3 separate regions of the Homo sapiens genome follow, and all the other regions are linked to region 3. The links are chromatin contacts, found by Hi-C or POLR2A ChIA-PET in ENCODE. All regions are on one chromosome and are shown on one strand. The core of a region is the stretch at or near the end of the contact, and the rest is flanking DNA. Distances in the headings are between cores, read along the strand shown.

Evidence for each region. Hi-C counts contacts between places; a loop is a spot of excess contacts on that map. ChIA-PET counts read pairs that join two places held with the same protein, here RNA polymerase II (POLR2A). Pooled maps may share reads with other maps.
Region 1: POLR2A ChIA-PET joins it to region 3 with 10 read pairs in AG04450. The contact joins two enhancer-like sites. A Hi-C loop is called at or near these places in 1 of 50 pooled maps. POLR2A ChIA-PET finds 5 or more read pairs at or near these places in 8 of 52 experiments (AG04450, GM12878, H1 and 5 more).
Region 2: a map of lower leg skin shows a loop between it and region 3 (4-fold over the local background). The contact joins two enhancer-like sites. A Hi-C loop is called at or near these places in 3 of 168 maps with a recorded cell type or tissue (A673, endothelial cell of hepatic sinusoid and lower leg skin) and 1 of 50 pooled maps. POLR2A ChIA-PET finds 5 or more read pairs at or near these places in 1 of 52 experiments (A549).

Annotation. Positions count from the first base shown.
Region 1 is chr15:51,028,534-51,033,241 of GRCh38, forward strand. No RefSeq gene overlaps it. Among named protein-coding and RNA genes, the nearest start is that of MIR4713HG, 6.6 kb to the right of the region's middle. RefSeq lists a silencer at 2,405-2,605. Within about 2 kb of position 2,263, at least 4 of the 41 ENCODE cell types and tissues checked have a DNase peak (open chromatin) inside an H3K27ac peak, as active enhancers do.
Region 2 is chr15:51,107,764-51,112,004 of GRCh38, forward strand. All of the region lies in intron 1 of MIR4713HG (MIR4713 host gene), which reads left to right. Among named protein-coding and RNA genes, the nearest start is that of TNFAIP8L3, 15 kb to the left of the region's middle. Within about 2 kb of position 1,713, at least 6 of the 41 ENCODE cell types and tissues checked have a DNase peak (open chromatin) inside an H3K27ac peak, as active enhancers do.
Region 3 is chr15:51,064,072-51,068,193 of GRCh38, forward strand. The region is part of intron 1 of TNFAIP8L3 (TNF alpha induced protein 8 like 3); the gene reads right to left. The region is part of intron 1 of MIR4713HG (MIR4713 host gene); the gene reads left to right. Among named protein-coding and RNA genes, the nearest start is that of MIR4713HG, 29 kb to the left of the region's middle. Within about 2 kb of position 2,465, at least 2 of the 41 ENCODE cell types and tissues checked have a DNase peak (open chromatin) inside an H3K27ac peak, as active enhancers do.

The sequences.
Region 1 (4,708 bases), core at 1,013-3,512, 36 kb before region 3:
CTTTTTTTTTTTTTTTTTTTTGAGATGGAGTCTCGCTCTGTCGCCCAGGCCGGAGTGCAGTGGTGCGATCTCGGCTCACTGCAACCTCCACCTCCCAGGTTCAAGTGATTCTGCCTCAGCTTCCCGAGTAGCTGGGACTACAGGCGTGCACCACCACGCCCAGCTAATTTTTGTATTTTTAATAGAGACGGGGTTTCACCATGTTGGCCAGGATGGTCTCAATCTCTTGACCTTGTGATCTGCCCGAACATCCTTTTCTTTCAGATTGAAGAGCTCCCTTTAGCATTTCTTGTAGGACAGGTCTGGTGTTTAAATCCCTCAGCTTCTGTTTGTCTGGGAAAGTCTTCATTTCTCCTTTTGGTTTGAAGGACACTTTTGCTTGATATACTATTCTAGGATAATTTTTTTTTTCCTTCAGCACTTTAAATATGTCATGCCACTCTCTCCTGGCCTGTAAGGTTTCTATTGAGAAGTCTGCTGCTAGTTGTACTGGAGCTCCTTTGTATGTTATTTGTTTCCTTTCTCTTGCTGCTTTTAGGATCCTTTATTTATCCTTGACCTTTGGGAGTTTGATTGTTAATGCTTTGGGGGTAGTCTAATTTGAGTTAAAGATGTTTTGTGTTCTATATCCTTCTTGTACTTGAATATTGATATCTTTCTCTAGTTTTGGAAAGTTGTCTGTTATTATCTCTACCCTAATTTTTCTCTCTACCTCCTCTATAAGGCCAATAATCCTTAGATTTGCCCCTTTGAGGCTATTTTTTTTCAGATCTTGTAGGCATGCTTCATTCTTTCTTCTTTTGTCTCCTCTGACTGTGTATTTTCAAATAGCCAGTCTTCAAGCTCACTAATTCTTTCTTCTGCTTGATCAGTTCTGCTGTTAAGATACTCTGTATGTCTTCAGTATCTCAGTTGCATTTTTCAGCTGCAGAAATTCAGCTTGATTTTTAAAAATTATTTCAATCTCTTTGTTGAATTTATCTAATAGGATTCTTAATTCCTTCTCTGAGTTATCTTAAATTTCATTGAGTTTCCTCATGATTTTTGAATGCTTTGTCTGAAAGATCACATCTCTCTGTCACTCCAGGATTGGTCACTGGTACCTTATTTAGTTTGTTTGGTAAGTTCATGTTTTCCTGGATGGTCTTGATGCTTGTGGATGTTCATCAGTGTTTAGACATTGAAGAGTTAGGTATTTATTATAGTCTTCACTGTCTGAGCTTGTTTGTACCCATCCTTCTTGGGAAGGCTTTCTAAGTATTCAAAAGGAATCGAGTATTATAATCTAAATATTTGGTCACTGGTGTTTAAATCCCTCAGATTCTGTTTGTCTGGGAAAGTCTTTATTATCTGTGTTATGGGGCACCCCAGGCCTGATAACATTGTGATTCTTGCACACTTATAGAGGTACCATCTTGGTGGTCTTGGGAAAGATCTGGGAGAATTCTCTGGATTACTAGGCAGAGACACTTTTTCTCTTCCTTTATTTTCCCCCAAACAGAGTATCTCTCTCTGTCCATGCTGGGCTACGTGGAGCTGGTTGAGGGGTGACACAAACACCCCTGTGGCCACCACCACTGGCCCTGCACTGTGTCAGAGCCAAAGCCAGCATAGCATTGAGTCTTGCCTGACCTGCAGAGACCACTGCCTGGCTACTGCTGATGTTCACTGAAGGCCCAAGGGCTCTTTAGTCAGCAGGTGGTAAATCCAGCCAGGCTTGTATCCTGTTCATGGCAGCGAGCTCCCACCTCTGGCCCAGGGCAGGTTCATAAATGCCATCTGGGAGCCAGAGCTTGGAGTTCAGAACCTTAGGATTCTACTTGGTACTCTATTCTACTGTAGTTATGCTGGCATCCAAGCTGCAAGATAAAGTCCTTTCCACTCTTCCTTCTCCTTTTCTTATGCAGGAGTGTCTTCTCATGGCCACCATTGCCCCAGGGCCACTGCGAGTACTGCCTGGTTAGTGCCAGTGTTCACTCAAGGCTCACATGCTCTTCAGTCAGCTTGTGGTGAATGCTGCCAGGTCTGGGTCTCTCCCTTCAGGGCAGTGGGCTCACCTCTGGCTGAGGGTGGATCCAGAAATGCCATCCAGAAGCCAAGGCCTGGAATTGGGAACCCCAGGAGCCTGCTTAGTGCTGTATGCTACTGCGGCTGAGCTGATGCCTAAGCTCTATGACAACGTCCCCTTTACTCTTTCCTGTCCTTTCCTCAAGCAGAAGGAGCCTCTCCCTGTGGCCACCAAAGTTGGGAATATGCTGGGTCACATCTGAAGCCAGCAAAGCCCTGGGTCTCATCCAAGTACTGCTGATGTTTATTCAAGGCTCAGCAGCTCTTTAGTCATCAGGTGACGAATCCTGCTAGGACTGGGTCCTTTACTTCAAGGCAACAACAGTTTCTCTTCTGGCCTAGCGTATGTCTAGAAATGTCATCTGGGAGTTAGGGCCTGGAATGGAGGCCTCACGACTGCCTGGTGACCTCTTCTACTGTGGATTAGCTGGTATCCAAGTTGCAAGACAGTCCTCTTTAGTCTCCTCTCTCCTTTCCTCAAGCAAAAGGAAGAAGTCTCTCCTGGGCCTGTAAGCTACATTGTCTTGGAATGGGAAAAGGGTGATTTAAGCATTTCTTTGGCTGCCCCATCTAGTGTCTCACTGAGTTGTGTGTACCCCAAGTCCACTTGTTCTGAGCCCAGAACAGTACCAGGACTTGCCCAGGAATTGCAATCCTTGTGGCCTAGACTGACTTTCATGTTTATTTAGGACCCCGGAGTGCTTTAGCCTGTGGTGGGGGGGCTAGCTGGAACTCAGGTTCCAACCACTGGAATGGATGATTCCCCTCTGTCTAAGGCTGGCCTAAATGTTCCTTCATAGGTGCTGGCCAAATTCTGTCCTAGGTTTCTTTCCACTGTGACAGGGCAGTGCTGAGTTCCAATGCAAAGTCCCACAATCACTGCAGTCCCTCTCCCCAAAGCACACATATTCTCTCTCCATGCCACGTGGCCAGTGCTGGGGGGAGGGAGAGGGGTGATGTCAGCAATTCAAGACTGTCTGTCCTATCTTCTTCAGTGCTTCTTTCCTTTTTTTTTTTCTTTTTTTTAAATTATTATCATTATACTTTAAGTTTTAGGGTACATGTGCACATTGTGCAGGTTAGTTACATATGTATACATGTGCCATGCTGGTGCGCTGCACCCACCAACTTGTCATCTAGCATTAGGTATATCTCCCAGTGCTATCCCTCCCCCCGCCACCCGACAACAGTCCCCAGAGTGTGATGTTCCCCTTCCTGTGTCCATGTGTTCTCATTGTTCAATTCCCACCTACGAGTGAGAATATGTGGTGTTTGGTTTTTTGTTCTTGTGATAGTTTACTGAGAATGATGATTTCCAATTTCATCCATGTCCCTACAAAGGACATGAACTCATCGTTTTTTATGGCTGCATAGTATTCCATGGTGTATACGTGCCACATTTTCTTAATCCAGTCTATCACTGTTGGACATTTGGGTTGGTTCCAAGTCTTTGCTATTGTGAATAATGCTGCAATAAACATACGTGTGCATGTGTCTTTATAGCAGCATGATTTATAGTCCTTTGGGTATATACCCAGTAATGGGATGGCTGGGTCAAATGGTATTTCCAGTTCTAGATCCCTGAGGAATCGCCACACTGACTTCCACAATGGTTGAACTAGTTTACAGTCCCACCAACAGTGTAAAAGTGTTCCTATTTCTCCACATCCTCTCCAGCATCTGTTGTTTCCTGACTTTTTAATGATTGCCATTCTAACTGGTGTGAGATGGTATCTCATTGTGGTTTTGATTTGCATTTCTCTGATGGCCAGTGATGATGAGCATTTTTTCATGTGTTTTTTGGCTGCATAAATGTCTTCTTTTGAGAAGTGTCTGTTCACGTCCTTCGCCCACTTTTTGATGGGGTTGTTTGTTTTTTTCTTGTAAATTTGTTTGAGTTCTTTGTAGATTCTGGATATTAGCCCTTTGTCAGATGAGTAGGTTGTGAAAATTTTCTCCCATTTTGTAGGTTGCCTGTTCACTCTGATGTTAGTTTCTTTTGCTGTGCAGAAGCTCTTTAGTTTAATCAGATCCCATTTGTCAATTTTGTCTTTTGTTGCCATTGCTTTTGGTGTTTTAGACATGAAGTCCTTGCCCATGCCTATGTCCTGAATGGTAATGCCTAGGTTTTCTTCTAGGGTTTTTATGGTTTTAGGTCTAACGTTTAAGTCTTTAATCCATCTTGAATTGATTTTTGTATAAGGTGTAAGGAAGGGATCCAGTTTCAGCTTTCTACATATGGCTAGCCAGTTTTCCCAGCACCATTTAATAAATAGGGAATCCTTTCCCCATTGCTTGTTTTTCCCAGGTTTGTCAAAGATCAGATAGTTGTAGATATGCGGCGTTATTTCTGAGGGCTCTGTTCTGTTCCATTGATCTATATCTCTGTTTTGGTACCAGTACCGTGCTGTTTTGGTTACTGTAGCCTTGTAGTATAGTTTGAAGTCAGGTAGTGTGATGCCTCCAGCTTTGTTCTTTTGTCTTAGGATTGACTTGGTGATGCGGGCTCTTTTTTGGTTCCATATGAACTTTAAAGTAGTTTTTTCCAATTCTGTGAAGAAAGGCATTGGTAGCTTGATGGGCATGGCATTGAATCTGTAAATTACCTTGGGCAGTATGGCCATTTTCACAATATTGATTC
Region 2 (4,241 bases), core at 463-2,962, 43 kb after region 3:
CAGAAGAATTCTGATTACTGTCAACCTCCATGCAGTGAGGCAGCCTGGGTCATGTGGACAAGCCATGTGTGAGTGCCCCTGTCCCAGCCAACAGCCAGCACCAGCCATCAGCTGTGTAAGTAAAGATGCTTCCAGATTCCGCCTTTCACATTGCCCCTATGTGAACACCAAATATCGTGGAACAGAGCAAGCTTTCCTTGTTGTTCCCTGTCCACATTACTCTTGCTCAAAATTGTAAGCAAACTAAAATAATAATTTTAAGCTACTAGGTTTTGGGGTAATTTGTTATGCACCTATAGTAACTGGAACAAATGTACATCTCACTGATTCCTCTTGCCAGGAAGATCCCACCCCTGAATCACACTAGTCCAGCAGAAACCTACCTTGCTTAGATCTTGTCTTCAGCTGCTCTTGGGTGTGGTGCCCTGGTTTGTACCAAAAGGCAGGATCAGAGGCAGCTATTCTGTAGAGATACTGTTGAGGACAGAACAGAGTTCATTTAGGGCTTACTGCAAGAAAAACTGCTTTCTTGAAGCAACTGGCATCTTGCAAATACTGTGAATCTTATCATTGCTCAGTTTTCCCTCTTTGCTTTGGCTTCTCTGATGCTTGGGACCAATTTTGGAACCAACTTGTAATAATTAATCTTATCTCGTTGTATCCTGCTATATTTATTTTTGTAGCCCCCTCAAAATACTTCTGGAACAACATGAGGTAAATGGATTAATGAAGGGAACAAATGTCCCTCAAATCACTATAATGTTTGAGATTATTATTAGACTGAGCTAGTTCCAACATATAACTTTATTGCAACTAAAAACCAAACATAATCTATACTCTCTAAAACAAAAATGCAAGAAGCTAAAAGGGGTAGTCTAAGCCAGATGTTAAAAGAAATAATCATCACTGCAAGGCAACACAATATCATGTAGTAAGCAAAATAATGAGATCCTTAGACAGGAAAAATAATATTTCTTGAGCACACACTGACTCCCAGGTACAGATTTTCTAGGTCCTTTAGGTACACAATTTTATTTAATCCTGATAAAACAGCTCCATGGGCTTGCAGCTATCTTATTTTGCTGAAGGCACAGATCAGATCCTGTTCATGTGAACACCATGCAGATGTGATTTTCGTGGAGAGGGGGTTTCGTTGTAATTAGTCATGGCCCAGAAGAAATTCAGTGCCCTGGTAGGGAAGGTGTAGTCACAAGAAGGAATAGTGACATTCCTGCAAGGGACAGTCTCTTACACAACCATTACTTTCTGAGCTCATGCTTTCAGAACAGGATGTTTCATTTTCTTTCTCCTCTTCCACATTATCACCACTGTGCCCTGACCTCCTCTGGAAAATAACACTGCTTCTTCAGCGAGGCTCCCTGGAAACATCTCAGATGTCGGCTAGACTGTGGGTGAGGCTTCTGTCATTCCCAACTCTGAGAGCCTGCTTGTTTCTGGGCACTGACACACAGAGGCATGCCATTTCTCCCCATATATGGACGGGAACTGGGAAATGTGTTCTTGGTACCAAAATAATTCCTCTCAATGGATTCAGTCATGAGCAGATCAGGCAAGCATCATGACCATGGGCTTCTGGGTGGGGCTTGGACATTCTTGCATTTTGTGTCATGAATTGTTCACTGTAATGATACCCTACTTGCTGCCTTCTTGGTGAGGCAGTGATTTTAAGCACCAGAAAGGAGAAACCCTGACCTGTGGGCAAGAACTCCATCCAAGACCTAACCACAAGCTGCTGTTTATCTGGGTAATACTGCTGAAACTATGACTTAAATTCTCAAATTTCTCTAATGGCTTGTCTGTGTAAATGATCTTTTGGTTACTACTGGAGTTATAAGTAGGTATGAAGTGACTCAAGGGGTGATTTGGGTGAGCCAAACAGCTGGACACCTTCTCCCTGCTGGCCATGGCGCCTGAAGTTCTGTCATCAGTGCTTCACATCACTGAATCAAAAGGAATTTTTCAGTGTCCAAGAGTTCCCTAATAAAAATTTTCCTGGATTGATACTTGAAGCAGGTAGATGGGAGTCAAGGTAGGCTACTGCCCTCTGTAAACTCAGCCCTCTCCTCCCCAGTTCCCAACCTACTAGCAACTAGTACCTGTGACCTTCGTAAGGTCCTGGTTTTGTCTGTACCAGTTCAGGATGTTAGTGTCCTTCACATGCCAGCAGATAGGGTTTGGCAGTTCACTCACTCATTATTAAGTCAGCAAATAGTTATTGGGCAGGTCCATCTCAGGGATCAGGCATTTTGGCCAGACTCTGGGCATACTGGAGTGAACAAAGTCCCTGCCTTCATGGAGCACACATTATAGTGTAGGAAGTAGAGAACAACAAGTTCACCGGTAATATACATTGGTGATATGGTGGCAAGTACTGGGGAGACAATGAGGTGGGGCTGGAGAGTGAAAAGGATGGGGAAAGATGTGAATGATATTGTATATGGCAGACAGAGAGGTTCTCTTGGCTGAGGTGACAACTGGGCAGAGAGCTATAAGCAATGAGTGAGCTATTGGGACCAACCAGCATGCCAGGACAGGGAGTGGCTGGGGCAGAGCCCCTGAGTGGGAGCCTGCTTGGTGGGGCTGAGGAACAGCAGGAGGCCCAGGTGGTTGGGTGGAGGCATGGAAAGGGTGGTAGTGAGGAAGTCAGAGAGGTGGAGTGACAGGAGCAGTTACTCCTGATTCCCCAGTTTGAGTGCCTAGAAGGCGTGGAGTAAGCCCTGGTAGAGCACTCACTCGGGGGCTCCATCCTGAGCCCTGGTGACCTGGATGAGGCCGTGGAAACTGCCTGTCGACTCTCTTAGGGCTATAACCCCATCCTTCTCTTCTGTATCAGCAAATATCATCCTGGCTACAGGGTGCTTTCCAGGGCCCTCCCTGGGATGACCTCTATAGCCTTTGATTGGCCACTTCCCACCTGCCCTGCACAAGCAGTGGGGGCAGGCATCTCGCAGGTGGCTCCCCTTTGCCCCAGCCCTATTCTGTCCCAGCTTCTGTGCTACCCCATAACCGTCCCCCACAACCATCCTCCCATCCCTTTACTGAGCTTGGACCTGTTTGCGTGAAATTATCAAGAGCTGTGAGAGCAGTTGTGGGCAAACACCTTCCACCTAGCCCGCCCTGGCTAAGCCTCTCCCGCCCTGGGGAAATGTACTGAGTGCTTGCTATGTGCCAGGAACTGTGCCTTTCATATGTCAAGATTTCATTTAATCTACCCCACTTCTCAATGAGGTAATACTACTAAGTTTTAGCCCAATTTTACAGATGAGGAAATGGCTAAGTAATTTGGCCAAGGTCACACAGCTGGTAAGTGGTGAAGTTTTGGTTGAAACCTAAACCTGTCTTCCCCAGAGTCCTTCTTATTGAATGTGTGCAGGAAGAGGTTCTGAATGGAGAATGATAACAGGGACAGTTCTATTGCTCTAGGCATCAAGGAGCTGATCTATGCATCCTGCTCACATTGTTCGCCCACCAGGAATGAAGATCCTGGAAACTCTCCCATCATCCTCCACCAGTGACAGCTCTACTATTCCAGCAACAAAAACGGCTCTGCTTATCTGGCCTGGAGTTCCCTGATTCCAAAAAGAAAAAATTCTGCATTTGTAGTATTTTCCCTGATGTATAAATATTCTTTTTCCTGGCCCTAATGCCTAGCCTCCTACATCCAACTTTCATTGAATGCCTGGTGGGTAGCAAGGGCTGGGAACACAAAGCCAGTTACAGCCTGGCCCCTGCCATCATGGGGCACCCAGAGCAGAGGACCAAGTGACCTCTCGAGGCAGCTGCCCCATGACCCTGTTTTCCTGATGGAAAAACCACACTGCTGTCTTCCCCCACAATTCCCCTCAGATCTGCAGGTTCTCACTGAGCAACTATTACCTGTCAGGTATGGTCTTGGGCCTGCTGAGGACACAGTGAAAAATGAGACCCTTCCAGTCTTAAGGAGTTAATAGCTGGATTTTGGGGGACAGGAGGCAATGCAGAGCAGGTGCAAGACAAGTACCCCAAACCCTCTGCCGGCAGGCAGACTATAAGGCGTCTTGTTGCTGAGCTATGTGTTTAAAAACAAAACAAAAAGTAAATAAAGACAATGCCATTTCAACAAGAGGAACCTGAAATGAGAATGGAAAAATATTTTAAAATTTTCATGACATTCAAACTGAAAATTATTTTGAATTAAACTGGTGTTTTGAAAAAGTTCCACATTTATCTCACGTGGCTTT
Region 3 (4,122 bases), core at 1,215-3,714:
AAAGATCAAAAGTGTCATGTAGAGGAACCCAAATGTTATGGACCACCAAAATTACCAGGAAGGCTTTAAGAAAAGACAACAACCAAGTAGATTTCCATACTCTACCCCAAATTGTCACAAGCTCCCTAAGTGATTCTGACATGATGAATGTAGGACCCATGATTTATAACAGTGTCCTCCAACATGTATCCTATAGAGCACTTGTCCTGTTAGATGCTCCAGGAAAGAAAGTCTTGAGGTCAGTTAAATGAGTTTGTAGATGACAATATATCATGGTTTGCTTTTGATGGTTCACCATACCAGGTAGCTTATTAAGGCTTTGAGAAGTCCTACAGTAAAGATACCTGCATAGTTTTGTTTAGTCCACCACTTCTCAAATTTACTGGACATATACATATACATATGAATATATATATATATGTATATGACATATATATATCACATTCTCTGGTATGCATTATAGGAAATACTGGGATAGGATTGAGAGAAATAAAATCAAGACACTGGTCAACAGAACACTTTCACAACTCTCAGAGCTTAACGGGGAAGCTGGGGAGATACCATTGTTTCCAACATGCATACATAATGTTACAAATGATTTAAGGGAGAGAGAGGGCACTGAGGGAGCAGTCCCATTTGCAAGACTTTCTGCACATGGAAATCTTGGCCTTGCTTTCAACCATCCTTCTGCCTCAGCCTTCTGCACAGGGTGCCTATTGGTGACCCACCAAGGAGGAATACTGCAGGCTGAAAGAAACAGCATGAGCTAAGCTTTGGGAGTCAAGGTCACAAGTGTGCTTGGGATATTTGGGAAACAGGCCTAACTAGTGGACCGTGTTTATTAATGGGGAAACACTAAAAGATGGAGGATAGGTCTTGGTAAAAACTTCTCCTTCTGTATACAAGTCCTAGGAAAGCTCTTTTGGCCAGAGATAATTCTTTTAACCATGTTTGAACAAAAGTTCCCATTTTCCAGGCATGAAAGGTAATGGATTGTTTATAGTACTTCGGAATCTCTGAGAATAGACATAAAAATGTGATTATGTAGCGATAGCAAATTCATCCTGGTAGAAAGACAGGGGGCTTCCTTAAACCAAGATTGATAGAAGAGCTCAATCAAAGATAATATGAAGTCTCTGAGAATAAGGACCCTTCGATCATTTACAAGAAAGGAAACACACCAGGACTATGTTGGGAGAATGGTGTGACAATGGCAGTGAGCTAGTTTGGAGAGAGAAAGCAAAAGATAATTTAAGGGGGGAACTTCACTGCATGGAAAAGTGCTGGGGTCAGTCTGAGCTGCTGCTTTTATAAATGATGTTCAGCCAGAGTACAAGTGATGTTTCCATGTTTCTAGAAAACACTAAGCTCTCCCAGATGGTGAAATGCCAAGCTAATGGTGATAAACAACAGGAAGATCTTTACCAAGCTGGGTGAGTGGGCAGAATAGCTTCAGCATGGTAAGAACAAGGTAATAAATTTTGGGAAAAATAAAGTAAATGATGGTTATAAAACATGACAGGCTCTGAGCTCTCAGCTACAGCCCAGAAAAGGGCCTCTGAGCATCACTCTAGGATGTGGGAGTGGACAGGGTGAGGGGACAGCTATTCTCCCCTCTTTTTCACAGGACTTGGAAACTTCTCTAAGGAGTGTGTGGAAAACTTGAATGTAAGTGTGGATAGCTGTGTCAAAATTATAAAATGGGAAATTATTTGTAATAGTCAGTACACATCAGAATTACTTCATTTCTCTAAATAGCTTGAGATAATGGCAGGGAAGAGAATTAGCTAAAAATGTTAAGCAGAAGTTAAGAGTGAAGATGGTTCCCAGAAGAAAACAATCTGGAGTGCTTAATGGGCATCATTTGTCAAGGCAGGGGACCCAAAAGACAGGGAAGGTGGGAGGAAAGGCCCAAGGGGTGGGGTAAGAGCCCTGGGCAGAGGGAGATTCCTGGTAGTCCAAGTTTCTGGCACTCAATCACTTACACTTAATTGTTAGGGGGAAAAAAAAAAACAAAAAATGGAAGAACTTCAAGCAAGTCTCCTTAAGACGGAGCAGGCTCACAAACTGCTTTGAACTTGAACTTTCTTTCCTTTTTTTTTTTTTTTTGAGACAGAGTCTCACTTTGTCGCCCAGGCTGGAGGGCAGTGGCACAGTCTCAGCTCACTGAAACCTCTGCCTCCTGGATTCAAGCGATTCTCCTGCCTCCGCCTCCCGAGTAGCTGGGACTACAGGTACACACCACCATGCCTGGCTAATTTTTGTATTTTTAGTAGAGACGGGGTTTCAACATGTTGGCCAGGCTGGTCTACGAACTCCTGACCTCGTGATCCACCCGCCTCGGCCTCCCAAAGTGCTGGAATTACAGGCATTGAGCCACAGCGTCTGGCCTGAACTTGAACTTTCATGATGAGCAACCATCCTTCTGCTCAGTTTATGCAGCCAGAAAAGCTGACTGAACCTGTCACGTCTCTCATGCTCCATCTTTCACTACTGATAAGTGGTCAGGAGCGAGTGGTGAGAGTGATGGCCTCCCCACCCCTTCCCGTCTCCTTTTCTGTTCTGTGGGTGAATGATGAGGAAGGTGTATGCTGTAGGGGTGAGGCGTGGTGGTATGCAGGATGGGATATCCTTGACAATGATAAAATGCTTCCTCAAGAAGACACTGCTTCTGCTTTAGGTTTTGGATGTCCCTAAGTAGCTGTGGGGGCAGGACCATTAAGGAACTTTAAGTAGTGTTTTGAAATGTGAACCTAATACAGTTGTGGCTTCCAGAGAGACTCATTGAGTTGTTGCATCTCCAGTGGATTCAAACTAGAAAACATTTTCCATCCCTTGTATAAAACTGTTGTTTGTATATTCCTAGAATTCTAAAGAAAGAACATGGAGCTGGAGGAGGTAGAATGAAATGAAAGCCTTAAGGGATGGTGGGGCCTTTGAGTTAGAGACAAACAAAAAAAAACCTTGATCCTCCCCTCTCCCATGGAGAAATGATCAAAGCTTAGAAGCTCATGAAAAGTGCCTTTATTGGTCCAATTCCTTTCATACGTGAGAGAGGGTGGCACTTCTGAGGCTTACAAAAGGCATTTGGGAACACTTTAAAAGGCACCCATGGTAAAACTTAGATGATTTAGAAGGGTTAGGGAATGGATTTTTCAGACTCAGGGTTAACTTTGCAGCATATTCTTGAAGACTTCTTGGGTCTGGTCCCTTCCCAACCCTCCAGAGGAGCCACCTGCCTTGAAGACAGATACCCCGAGCTTACCCCTGCTTCTGGGAAGTCCTGAGGTCTCCCAAATTTCCACCACCTGCCACAGGAAGCAGGCAGCTTGTGGGACTCATGGGGGACACCATGACTTAAAGGGTAGCAGCCTCCACTAGGCACCACTGGTGGGGTGCAAAAAATGGAACTCTTAGAACCTCTATTTAGGTTTCCTTTTTTGTAATGAGATAAATTAAGCTTTACTAATATTTAATACACAGACAGATTTGGGCCCCACTGTTGTGTGGCATTCTGAGGGATGAGGGAAACATCCCCCACATGGGGTGGGGAGAGGTGCTTAGTCTATGCCTCACTCGTTTGTTCTCTTTCAGCAGTTTTGATTTATTTCAGCATATGTTTATGTGTGCTTGGTTAAACAGACTCACTGATTATATTACTTCATTCTAACTAAACTAGCCCTTGCAAAATAGCCCAGTGATTTCAAAAAATGCCTGAAAGAAACAAAACCGAGGACTGAAGATGAGCCGCTAATCATACAGGCACATGTGAACAGCAGGAAAACACAGAGTGGACAATTATCCTTCCTCTTGACAAGAGCTTTCCCTGCAGCCCCACTTTAAGGGAAAAGTAATGATCTAATCAGATCTGACAAGAAATGGGCCATCTACATTTCAAAAATTTCCATGGGACAACTTGAAGAATGGATTTCAAATACTTTTACTTGCCTTGAGATATTTCCCGAAGGCAGTAGGAAGCCATGGCAATTAGAAAGATAGTTAAATGCTTTGTATTTAAAGATAGTTAAATGCCTCGTGTTTCTGATCTTTAGCTTGTCCTCTAGGTGACAGGGAGAGAGCAGAGTAAGGAACAGCATGGGTGATTGCTGGGGTTCAGGGATG